Linked DNA regions of Mus musculus: region 2 is linked to region 1. Evidence: chromatin loops called from intact Hi-C (ENCODE). Cell type or tissue: left cerebral cortex. All regions are shown on one strand. Each heading gives the region's core, and the rest is flanking DNA. Links, peaks and the distances in the headings are about the cores only.

The links. Hi-C counts contacts between places; a loop is a spot of excess contacts. Peaks named below come from ENCODE experiments on the same cell type or tissue, not always from the same donor. Only the 100,000 strongest peaks of a DNase experiment are listed, where the experiment ranks them.
Region 2: it touches region 1 in a loop (12-fold over the local background); 1 of 42 quality-filtered maps calls a loop at or near these places.

What each region holds. Positions count from the first base shown.
Region 1 is chr16:44,723,971-44,729,327 of GRCm38, reverse strand. Nepro (nucleolus and neural progenitor protein) reads right to left here and starts at 5,027. Exons shown (of 9, transcript NM_145972.4): 1 at 4,860-5,027; 2 at 2,146-2,300; 3 at 7-86. The coding sequence starts at 4,965. In left cerebral cortex, for the core only: CTCF peaks have their summits at 3,107 and 3,308 (motif pointing left); DNase peaks (open chromatin) are centred at 3,293, 4,340, 4,790, 5,028 and 1 more place; H3K4me3 peaks cover 1,869 bases; H3K27ac peaks cover 2,411 bases.
Region 2 is chr16:45,121,340-45,126,696 of GRCm38, reverse strand. It overlaps Ccdc80 (coiled-coil domain containing 80), which reads right to left. Exons shown (of 8, transcript NM_026439.3): 6 at 3,747-3,850; 7 at 495-575. Among named protein-coding and RNA genes, the nearest start is that of Ccdc80, 30 kb to the right of the region's middle. In left cerebral cortex, for the core only: CTCF peaks have their summits at 2,758 (motif pointing right) and 3,884; a DNase peak (open chromatin) is centred at 3,920.

The DNA.
Region 1 (5,357 bases), core at 214-5,213:
ACCTACTTGGCAGACAACAACTGTGACAGGTCTTCAATTGAGCCCTCCAAATTCATATGTTTCAAACGCTTTAAGCACTGTTCTACCTGAAGGAGGAAACACAGCTCAAATTAGTATGTGTACATACAGCAGTCTCACAGATACGACCAAGAGTGCAAAGAAGCAAAGCATTTCATGGTATGGAAATAGCCACATAAGGCCTTCCCATTTAAGGCCAAGGAAACCCAAATCCCAAAACAATTTCACCAACCCAACAAATTTCTCAATTCAAGAAAGTTACTACATGCCAAATGTACTTGATGCTGTAAAGTGACCAAAATGAATGTAAGTCTCAACATTCTAATTTGTTGAGGGAGCACATTTATAGCTGGGAGCCTAATAAAACAAGAAAGCAAATTCTTAACTCAGTTTCAACAGTCTATAAGCACCAAAAATGAAGAAAGTGACTTAGTCAGAGTAACTACAATGAACACCTACTATGTGCAAGATATGCTAGGCAATAAGTATATGATACACTCCAGTTTATAGTAATAAAGATAGGTAGACAGATCAAGTACTTAACTACATGCTGAAATGGATATGCTTTATTTAACACTGCAATCCCCCCTTCTCTGCTTTTCCCTATAGCACTTCTTACCAGTTGGTATACCAGTTATTGACTGGCTGGCCGGCTGTCTGCCCTTTTCTCCAAACTATACTATAAACTCCCCATCGAGAAGAGAACTTGTCCGTTTTGTTCACGAGTGTGATCCAGTTATTAGAACGGGTTAGTAGGTTCTTGTGGGGGGGGGGGGGAGAAATCCATGTAGAATACAAAAACCTGTATGAATTCTCTAGCTGTCAGGAACGCCCACCATAGGTGCTCCCTGGACTGCACCAACATGGCAAAGGATTATGGGAATTGATCCTGGTCAGAGCTGTTATATTTTCAGAGCTACATATATACTGCTGAAAACTAGTCACACTTATGGGCTCTACCTCAGCATAGCTCGGTCCTTAAATTCACTGGGGCTGGCTTTTTAATGTCCAAGTCTGGACACCATCTTTTCAGATAGTTATTAACAGCCCAAGACAGTAACACTTGGAAAATAGTGAGTAAAATATGATTTGGGGGCGGGGAAGGGAGGAAGGGGAGGAACATCAGCAAGGAAGCTAGTAAATAAGTTTGATCCTGGATTCAAAAACCTAGGTAAAAGCTGCCCTAGAAGAAAATTTAGGGAAAGACCATGATCCTCTTTGACAAGGGAATCTTCATCTCTTGGGCCTTAAGCAGTAGGAGTCTAGCTAACCAGAAAGAGTATGTCTGTATAGTGAGAAACTCTGTCTTTTTCATAGCTGTAGATCCAACGCACTGCCAACAGAGAACTTTGAGAAAAATAAGTAAACACTGGAAAGATGGCTGTGTCACACAGCGCCCAGCATGCTGAGCTTTTAAAGGTACCTGCAGCGTTACCTAAGTGGCCACATGAACGGTACATGCAGAAGCCAGCTTCAGCAGCTCTCTGCCATGTTACAGTCCTGGAGCTCAAAGTCACAGTGTTTTCTTAATCTAAAATGTACATGAAACCATTCTACACCACAACTTACCATAAACCCACTTACACCAGCACACTGCTGATTAGATTATGACTCCAAAGGAGTAAACCACAACCCTAAACCACAACTGTTTTCTTTTTTAAGATTTTAGGGTTTAAATTAGTTTACTTTTGAACTAGGCAAAGGCACTGTTAGACTGTACATAGAGAAAGTTAAACTGGAAAGAATCAAAATACACTTGTTTGCTTGCCTGCTTGCTTGTTTCATTTGAGACAAGGTCTCTCTACATTGCCCTGGCTGTGCTGGAACTCACTACATAGACCAGACTGGTCTCAAACTCATAGAGATCCACCTACCTCTGTCTCCAAGTGCTGAGATTAAAGATGTGAACCACCACACCCAGCTTTGAAACATGCTCAATTATAAATTACTTTTTGAAATGATTTTGGAAAAATCAAAGACCAAAAAAGCTAAAATGTAATTGTATCTTAGAGGCTGAAACATCAAAACAATATATGAACTTTGCATGAGTAACAAACTAGTAAGTGGCAGTGTGAGCCTCATGTCCCTCAGTACCCGGCTATATGTGGAGCACAGAGCTCCCCTCACCTGTCTGAGGGCCAAATGGGGCTTGTGGTGGCCCAACCTGTTGTGATTGCTGTAGAGAACTGAGCATAACACATCTACTTCCGCATCCAAGGTCTGGCTCTTGAGTGACTGTGTGACAAGGTGGCACCCTTTAGTGACAGCTGCAGTGCAGATATCTAAAGCAGAGACAGTTAAAACGAGACTCAGTATGCAATCCTATACTTACTGCACCCACCGGATGAGAAACACACTAAAACAGTCTACCTCATTTGCTTTAAAGAACTCAAAACACAAACTGGCCTCAACTATAAAAATTAAGGATTCTACGAAAGACACTGGAAAAATGAGGGCAGGTGATCAATAAGGGAACATGTGTTAAATATTAACATGTGTCTGTCTTTACATCACTTTTTACCGTGACTGTGAGTAATAGACTGCTTTTACAGCTATCATTTGGTGTGCACTTACACCCCGAATATCAAAAAGCCTGGCCATGTTCCATCTATCTATAAACCCCTCACTTTGCTCTGCAGGTGAGCAAGACAGCATGCATACAATTACAGCCTTCAAAGGCAAAGGAACTGTATTTGGATACAACTTTTTTCTCTTTTTTAAGATTTACTTATTTTATGAGGACACTGTAGCTGTCCTCAGACACACCAGAAGAGGGCATCCAGCACCATTTCAGATGGTTGTGAGCCACCATGTGGTTGCTGGGAACTGAACTCGGGACCTCTGAAAGAGCAGTCTGCTCTTAACTACTGAGCCATCTCTCCTGCCCCATGAATACCACATTTTGATAAGAATATACAATACATTCAGCCCTCTACCTGTGAGCACCATCTGTGTATTCAAGCAACCTCACACTGAATATAGCCCCCCAAAATTCCATCTGTAATGTCATATTGTATAGGATTTCATAAGCAAAGTAGATAGTGTTAATGTATACAGAAAGATAGGTCCTACTGCAAATACTATCTACCATGTTATATAGACTCGAGCATGTACACATTTCTTTATAAGGAAGGATTCCTAGAGCCAATCCTCTGTGGATATCAATGGGAAACTACATCCAGAAAAGAGAAACCACCAGGGCCACTGGAAATTGTATTATGTAACTGAATGGTTATACAAATGTTTCCTAATCGGAACATGAGCAGCTGGGAAGCAGGCGTCAGGCTCCATCTGGTGGCTCAGAAAGGAAACACAAGCATTCTAAGTGAAAAGCTCTGTCCTATCTGGAGAAATTAAATCAGCTACCTGGGTGATGAGGAGTTGGTGAATTTCCCATAGTAATCTGTTTTTAAAATTGTGACTAAGGAATTAGAAAGAACTTAAAACTGCGTAGGAAAGATAGATGGGAAGAGGGGTGAGAATACTCGATAGGTTGTACTTAGTTAACAATTACCAAATGTGTCTGTAATGACAGCTACGGTCATTTGACTGTCAAACCAGGCACTGTTACAAATGCTTCGTGGTATCAACCTTTTCATTTCCCCAATATGGCCAAGAAGCTGGTACTATTTTTTATCCCCATTTTTGACTGGGGTAAAACCTGTCTTAGAAATAACAAAAAGTAACTGACAGTCATAGGACCAAAAGCAGCTTCAAAAACAAAAAGTTGGATGTAACCGTGAAAACTACAGTATTTCGTAGCTGTGTCTCCCGGTAGCTGAATGTCCCTTCGTGATTAAACATCCTTCAAGCTTAGGTAGGCTGCTCTCGCTCTGGCGCACACCTTTAATCCCAGCACTGGGGAGGCAGAGGCAGGGGGACTTCTAAGTTCAAGGCCAGCCTGGTCTACAGAGTGAGTTCCAGGAAAGCCAGGGCTACACAGAAAACTCAGTCTCAAAAAACAAAAACAACAACAAAAAACTAAGGCAACCCAGGTATTAACTCACAATTCGAAAGACCCCCACCTCATTATAATATTTAGGTTTGAATATTTTATTACGTTTTGGGGGGGTCGGGGTTGTAGCACAGCATTAAATCCAGGGGGAGATGTAGAACATATTACTTGCAGAAGTTGGTTCTCGCTTTTTACCACGTGAATCCTGAGAATCCTCATTTCGGCTTGGCCATACGCATGGGCCCATCTTTTCGTCCCACCCACCCAATAGGCTTTTCTAAAGGATCATGGGAAGAACGTTCCAAACGAGAGCCGGCCCGTGATTTGGGAGCGGGTAAATCAAATCGCCCGATCCCTCTTATATGGTTAACACCTCCACAGCATATATACTAACAAACTAAATTAAAACTCACAACACAGACCCCACCCCCACACACATCTCTTTGCGAGTCCCTGTTTTCTAAACAAACTGCTCTAACTATCTCATTTTTCCCCACTTGAGAAGAACCGAGAGACCAGAGTAACTCCCTCGCCCAGTAAGGGGAAAACGAGCTCTTGTATTTTAGAGACAAGCCGGAGGTCCGAAGCCCCGGCGTACGGTACTTGGGTGACAGCCCCGATCCTTGGGGACAGCACAGGACCCAGGCAGCGTTTGGGGGCTACACATGCAGGGCCGGGACTAGTCGTGCTCTCCTGTTCCAGCACAGTCACGGCGAAGCCCAGGCGCTTGCCAGCAATCCTCATGCCACACTATCCAGGCCGGACCTTCCGCCTGGCGCTCCCCTTCCCGGCGTGCCCCGCGCTCAGGAAGTCCCACCCCGTCCCACGTGAGCCCGCCCGCCGGTTCCCGGAGACACGCTAGGACTTCCTTGCCGGCCACACTCACCCAGGGTGGCGCTGGGGTCCCGCACGGTCAGCGTGCTGCAGTTCCCCGCCTGGGGGATCCTCACGCGGTTCCACGGCTCCGCACCCGGCCGCACCGCAGCGGCCATCTCGAGCGGCGTGGGAGGGCCGGGGAAGGCCGAGCGGAGCGTGAGCGAGTTGAGCGGCCTGGGCAGGAGAGGGAGGGAGGGAGGGGACGAGGGCGGAGCGGGGCGGGCCGGAGGTGTGGGGCCCGCCCCGGGGCGGAGTCACGGCCCGTTAGACCCGCTGGGAAAGGAGAAACGTGTTAGAGTATTCTGAGGCTCCTACATTTTTAGAGCAACTTCGAAGCTATGCATTTTACTGATGGATCCGAGTGAGGCCCAGCCTTTTAACTCTTACTCGGATATTTTGAAAAGAAGAACTCGCATCATATCAGCAAATGTGACATTCGTCACGTAGTCACGATTTATTTGGAGTAGTCAAGGAAAACTATATAGCTTGGATATAGCTCAACTTCAAT
Region 2 (5,357 bases), core at 178-5,177, 400 kb before region 1:
AAGAAGAAATGAGGAACTGTGGCTTTCTGGGGGGTCTACTCTGGTGCTCAGCCAGGTATTTCCCACACTGGCATTTATTTCAAAATGAGGGTCTGTGGACGAAGGATGGCTCTGCCTTCTGCGAGCTCCAGTCTGTTAAGTCATTTTCATTTAACTTCTTTGAGCCTTTTATTGCATTTCCTTATCTTGTGAACAGAAATCAAGATGTTAAGACCTCATAAAACAATCATGAGATTAAATGATAGAGCATAAGATGCTTTGAAAACCTTAAAACTCATTATCGAACAAAAGCATGATTTTGATTATGAACGTGGATGGCTTTACTGTTGGTTTGAATGATGTCATATCAAGATCAAGATTAGTCCTTAGTCCAGCCCCTGCCCCATACACAACATGGGCACACAAGCTTGCTTCTGTTCACATACTAGTTCCTTAAGGCATACCCACTGAATGCATATAGCCAAAAATAAGGTTTTAAAATAAGTAACTATTACCATTAATTGGGAACAGTTCTAAAACTCCTCCAACTTCCTCTCCAACACCCAAAAGCTTCAGAATGGTTATATGTCGCAGACCTAACACAAAAGGAAAAAAATTACAAAATTAGAGGGAAAAAAAATCTGAAACTGTCTTTTCCGCCCATACACCTGACAACCGATGAATTTCATGTCACTTAAAGTCTGAAAGAAATATAGATCACAATAAACCAAGTAGAATAATCTGTCTTTGATATTTCTTTTTTTAATTAGGTATTTATTTCATTTACATTTCCAATGCTATCCCAAAAGTCCCCCACACCCTCCCCCATCCACTCCCCCATCCACCCACTCCCACTTCTTGGCCCTGGCATTCCCCTGGCATATTAAGTTTGCACAACCAATGGGCCTCTCTTTCCACTGATAGCCGACTAGGCCATCTTCTGATACATATGCAGCTAGAGACACGAGCTCCGAGGGGGGGGGCTACTGGTTAGTTTATATTGTTGTTCCACCTATAGGGTTGCAGATCCCTTTAGCTCCTTGGGTACTTTCTCTTGCTCCTCCATTGGGGGGGGGGGCCCTGTGATCCATCCAATAGCTGACTGTGAGCATCCACTTCTGTGTTTGCTAGGCCCCGCATAGTCTCACAAGACACAGCTATATCTGGGTCCTTTCAGCAAAATCTTGCTAGTGTATGCAATGGTGTCAGCATTTGGAGGCTGATTATGGGATGGATCCCCAGATATGGCAGTCTCTAGATGGTCCATCCTTTCGTCACTGCTCCAAACTTTGTCTCTGTACCTCCTTTCATGGGTGTTTTGTTCCCAAATCTAAGAAGGGGCAAAGTACCAGAGAAGTCACAGATTTTAGGACTTACAAGAATCAGGTGGTTTTGTGTGTGAGGCAGACGGACTGAAATAGATTTGCTCTTAAAATGATTCTTGCTGTAATATACCAAAATATGAAACTAGTGAAATTAAACATCTACCATGGCTTAAGCACAGTGTTGGATTTGGGGGGTGGAGGTGGAGGTGGGGGGAGATTAAACCTGAAAGTTTCATACCTTTTATGGATAACTCTTCCCCTCAGAGAGAAAACCCCCAGAAACCATCTAAGTGATGGGTACAGAGCCAGTCACAAGGGAGGTGCTGCCCTGGACTGACAGGTTCTGACTCATGCAGAGGATACAGAGGGGAACCCCAGGCAAGCGCAGCTAAGGTTTCAGCCAAGGAGGGAAGGTCATGCCTTGATAGCTTGTTGGAATTCTTTTGAAGATGAAAGGCATGTGAGGTGATTCAGAAAGAAAACAGCAAGATGAAGAGAGTCGGGGTGAGAGCTTCGAGCTAATGATAAGATCATTAGCCCAGGGAGAAAGTTAAAAGCTTCTATATGGGAGGGCTCCTTTAAGGAGGAGCTAAAATCAAGGCAGAATGACATTCCACACAGTTCTGTTTGGTTTTCTACCTTTATCTTTTCCCGGAAGGGTGAAGCATTCTATTCCAAATACTAGTGAGTCATATTTTCAGAAACTGAGGATCATGAACAAAATGACTCCGGGAAAGTGTGATTTGTTCATGTTTCCTTCGCATAGCAAAAGACTTTGCTTACACTCGCGTGGCACAGGCTTTCTGTACCAGTATTAAAAAACCAAACAACCCCTCCTGGCTCCTGAGAAGGTATCTACAGAAAGATAGCAAACCATGATAATTATTTGGTGTCGTTGTCTCTTTAACATGTGTCACACTCCACAGCCCAGGCTGGCCTGGGCCTCAAAAACCCCTAGTTGGAGTCTCTTGGTGCTGAGATGACACATATGTGCCACCAAAGTGGGATTTGTTTTGACTTACATTTCTACTGTGACTAAACCTTCAGTGCTCTAAGTATATCTTTCATAATCAGCACCATTGATGACTCTGAAGAGTTTTAAATACAATTCAGAATATTGACACAATCAAATATTGTATGTTGCTAGTTGTAAAGCATTAGCCATGATAAACGGAGTATACATGAAGGATCCCTGGATTGTCTTACTATTTAGAGCTTACTTGCTGCCTTCCTTTGCATTATTTCATATCTTACATTTGGAAAGTACTTGAGAAATAATTGAGATGTACTGGGCTGTATGATAGAATTGGGTCCCACCGATGCTTGACAAAACTCATGAACACCCTTCCTTCAAAACTCAAGTACAGACTTTCTTTTTTCTATTTTTTTTTAAATTTATTTTATTTATATGAGTACACTGTAGCTATCTTCAGATGAACCAGAAGAGGGCATCAGATCCCATTACAGATGGTTGTGAGCCACCATGTGGTTGCTAGCAATTGAACTCAGGCCCTCTGGAAGAGCAGTCAAGTGCTCTTAACCACTGAGCCATCTCTCCAGCTCCCAAGTGCAATTTTATAATTGTGCCATAATTATAGACAGACTCTTCCTACCCGAAGTATCAAAATAGTCTTGATTTGGAATGTTATAATGATGAATTTTTAAATCAGTGACAGGAAACCAGCCCTTCCATACATACATACCTCTAATGATTCAAACTGCTCGCCTCGGCAGCTGCACAGATCACACTGTCAGCTGAGATAGTAACACTACTGGCCTCACTGTCACCCCATGTCACACTGAACCTAGTAATAAGTTCTGTAGATTATGCAAGTATTTCTGTGGCCTGGTTAAAAATGATACTAGTGCTTTTAGTTAGCCGAGCAGAAAATGTTTAGCAAATAGGGTGACATGTTATTTTTCAAAATATTGAGGGATTTGCAACAAATAGACAAGAAACATTTTCTCCTTTCTGATTTGGCCTTAAAAGGTTCAGAACTAGACACAGTGACACACGCCAGAAATTCCAGCACACAGGAGGATAAGACAGGAGGATTTGAAGTGACCTAGTGATGTTCTGTTTCATAAAGAAAATAAGATTCTGTTTTATTAATTCCTAGAACAAGATCAATATATGGAGAATTACAATATATTAGTATCCAGTATCCAAGTATCAGATAAGTGATCCTGCTTGAATTTCATTAACTTAAGACATGTTTTTCAAAAATCAATTTCTTAAAAAAAGCAGTAAATACTTTCAAACACTTGGAAAGAATGCATAGTTGACTGAGACAGTACTTTGAAAGCAACTTCATATTCAATATAATAGAATATGTGTCCGGGAATGTGCATCTGAATTGGAGTATATTTGGATGTTCCATTTTAGAATCATCCAGGAAGAAAGCAGTATGGGAAAGCCAAAATAAGGTGCCTTCTACTCACCAAAATTGCATGCCTGACCGTTGAGGGCAGAGAGCTGTTGTGAATAGGCCCAGTCTTCATCATTAGGAGCAGAGATCACCAGCAACCTCCTCCTCCATCGGAACCTGGAAAAGATGCAGAGAGCCGCTATGACTGCTTCATACACTAGAGGCCAGTGTAAGAAAACGGAGCAACATCAACTGTTGGGTTTTCCATTCCCAGAATAAAAATCCCTGACCCATAGAACTCTTCCACAGTTTCTGAAAGCCGTTCAGCTGGGTTACCACATACTCTTACTTTTTCTGTTGTGCCTTCTGTCTGCCTGAATGATATGTTGAGTCATGGTCATCATGTCTGATGAGGACACTCAGAGTAAAGTGACACTCAGTTATAAGGTACAGTAGTCAAAACTGTAAAGGAAGCAATCATGCCAAGACGACAGAAGAATGATGAAGAGCCAAAGTCCCTGTAGAGCTCCCCCATGAGTTCAGCAGGGGCTGGGAAATGAGACTATAAACAAGAAAGGGCTAGAAATGGGCTGCCAAATTTTAAGCACATGACTGAAGCAACAAGAAGGAAAGTAAGAAAGTCACTAAAAAGCTTAAAGAGGATCCTAGAAAAAGAAATCTCCTTTTTTTCATTAGATGGGGGTTGTCATTCTAGAGGCAAATGCATGTTCTGATCTCTATCTTATTATCATTAATAAGTGGCAATGCAAACTGCCCCTATGAAGTCTGGGATTTTGATAAAGCCAGCTTCTATTGTTAGTATAGCTGTCGTAGTGGACTAATAGACCTTTTATCTTATACATGGAAACTTGAACTCAAGTTTGTCATTACTACTTTTTGGATGTCTTTGTGCATGTCACTCAGTTCAACTAAGTCTCAAATTTTTATTATTTCTGGAGTAAAAAGTATGTTAGCTTCTACTTCAAAGAGGTATAAAAAAATTAAACTCCCAAACCCAACAATGTATTATCCACATGATGGCATGGAATGAGGAAATCATGTCTTCATTTACAGCTGTTCCCTTGGTCATCATCCATCACGATAAGACATGACAACCTATTTGAGTGTGTCAGTATGTTGTTTTAAAGCTCATTTTCACTGCATAGTAAGTGTGCTTCACTAAGGCTCAAGAAAGCAAGCTGGTTTTCCCACACTTTATGAATGATAAGACATAAAGAAGTAATTTGCACAACTAGTAAATCTAAGGTGGTAGTGGTACCAAAATCCAGACTTAAGGATGATGATGCTATATTTGTGCTCATAGGGTCCCTAGTACAGTATGAAATAAATACAGTGGGCTCCTAGTGGATGGAATTATCTCAAACTGGAGAAGGAATGTCACTTTCTGCCTTAGGTGCAGGCAACCAGAAGGTATTAACAATCACGGAGCCAGCCATTTTGATTATGTTTTCGCTCCCTCTGCCCCATCTAGCCTCAGAATGAGTGTGAGCATTTTTAACCCCAAAGAAAATGGCCTCTTGGAGGGAAGAGTGGTTTGGGGGGAAGTGAAGGAATATAATAGTCTAATGAAATACAAGCTCTGAATGGATGTCTGTCTGCTAAGGCTTGCCAAGGATTGCTTGCTGTGACATTACATTCACTTCCTCTGCTTGTTTTTTCTTCA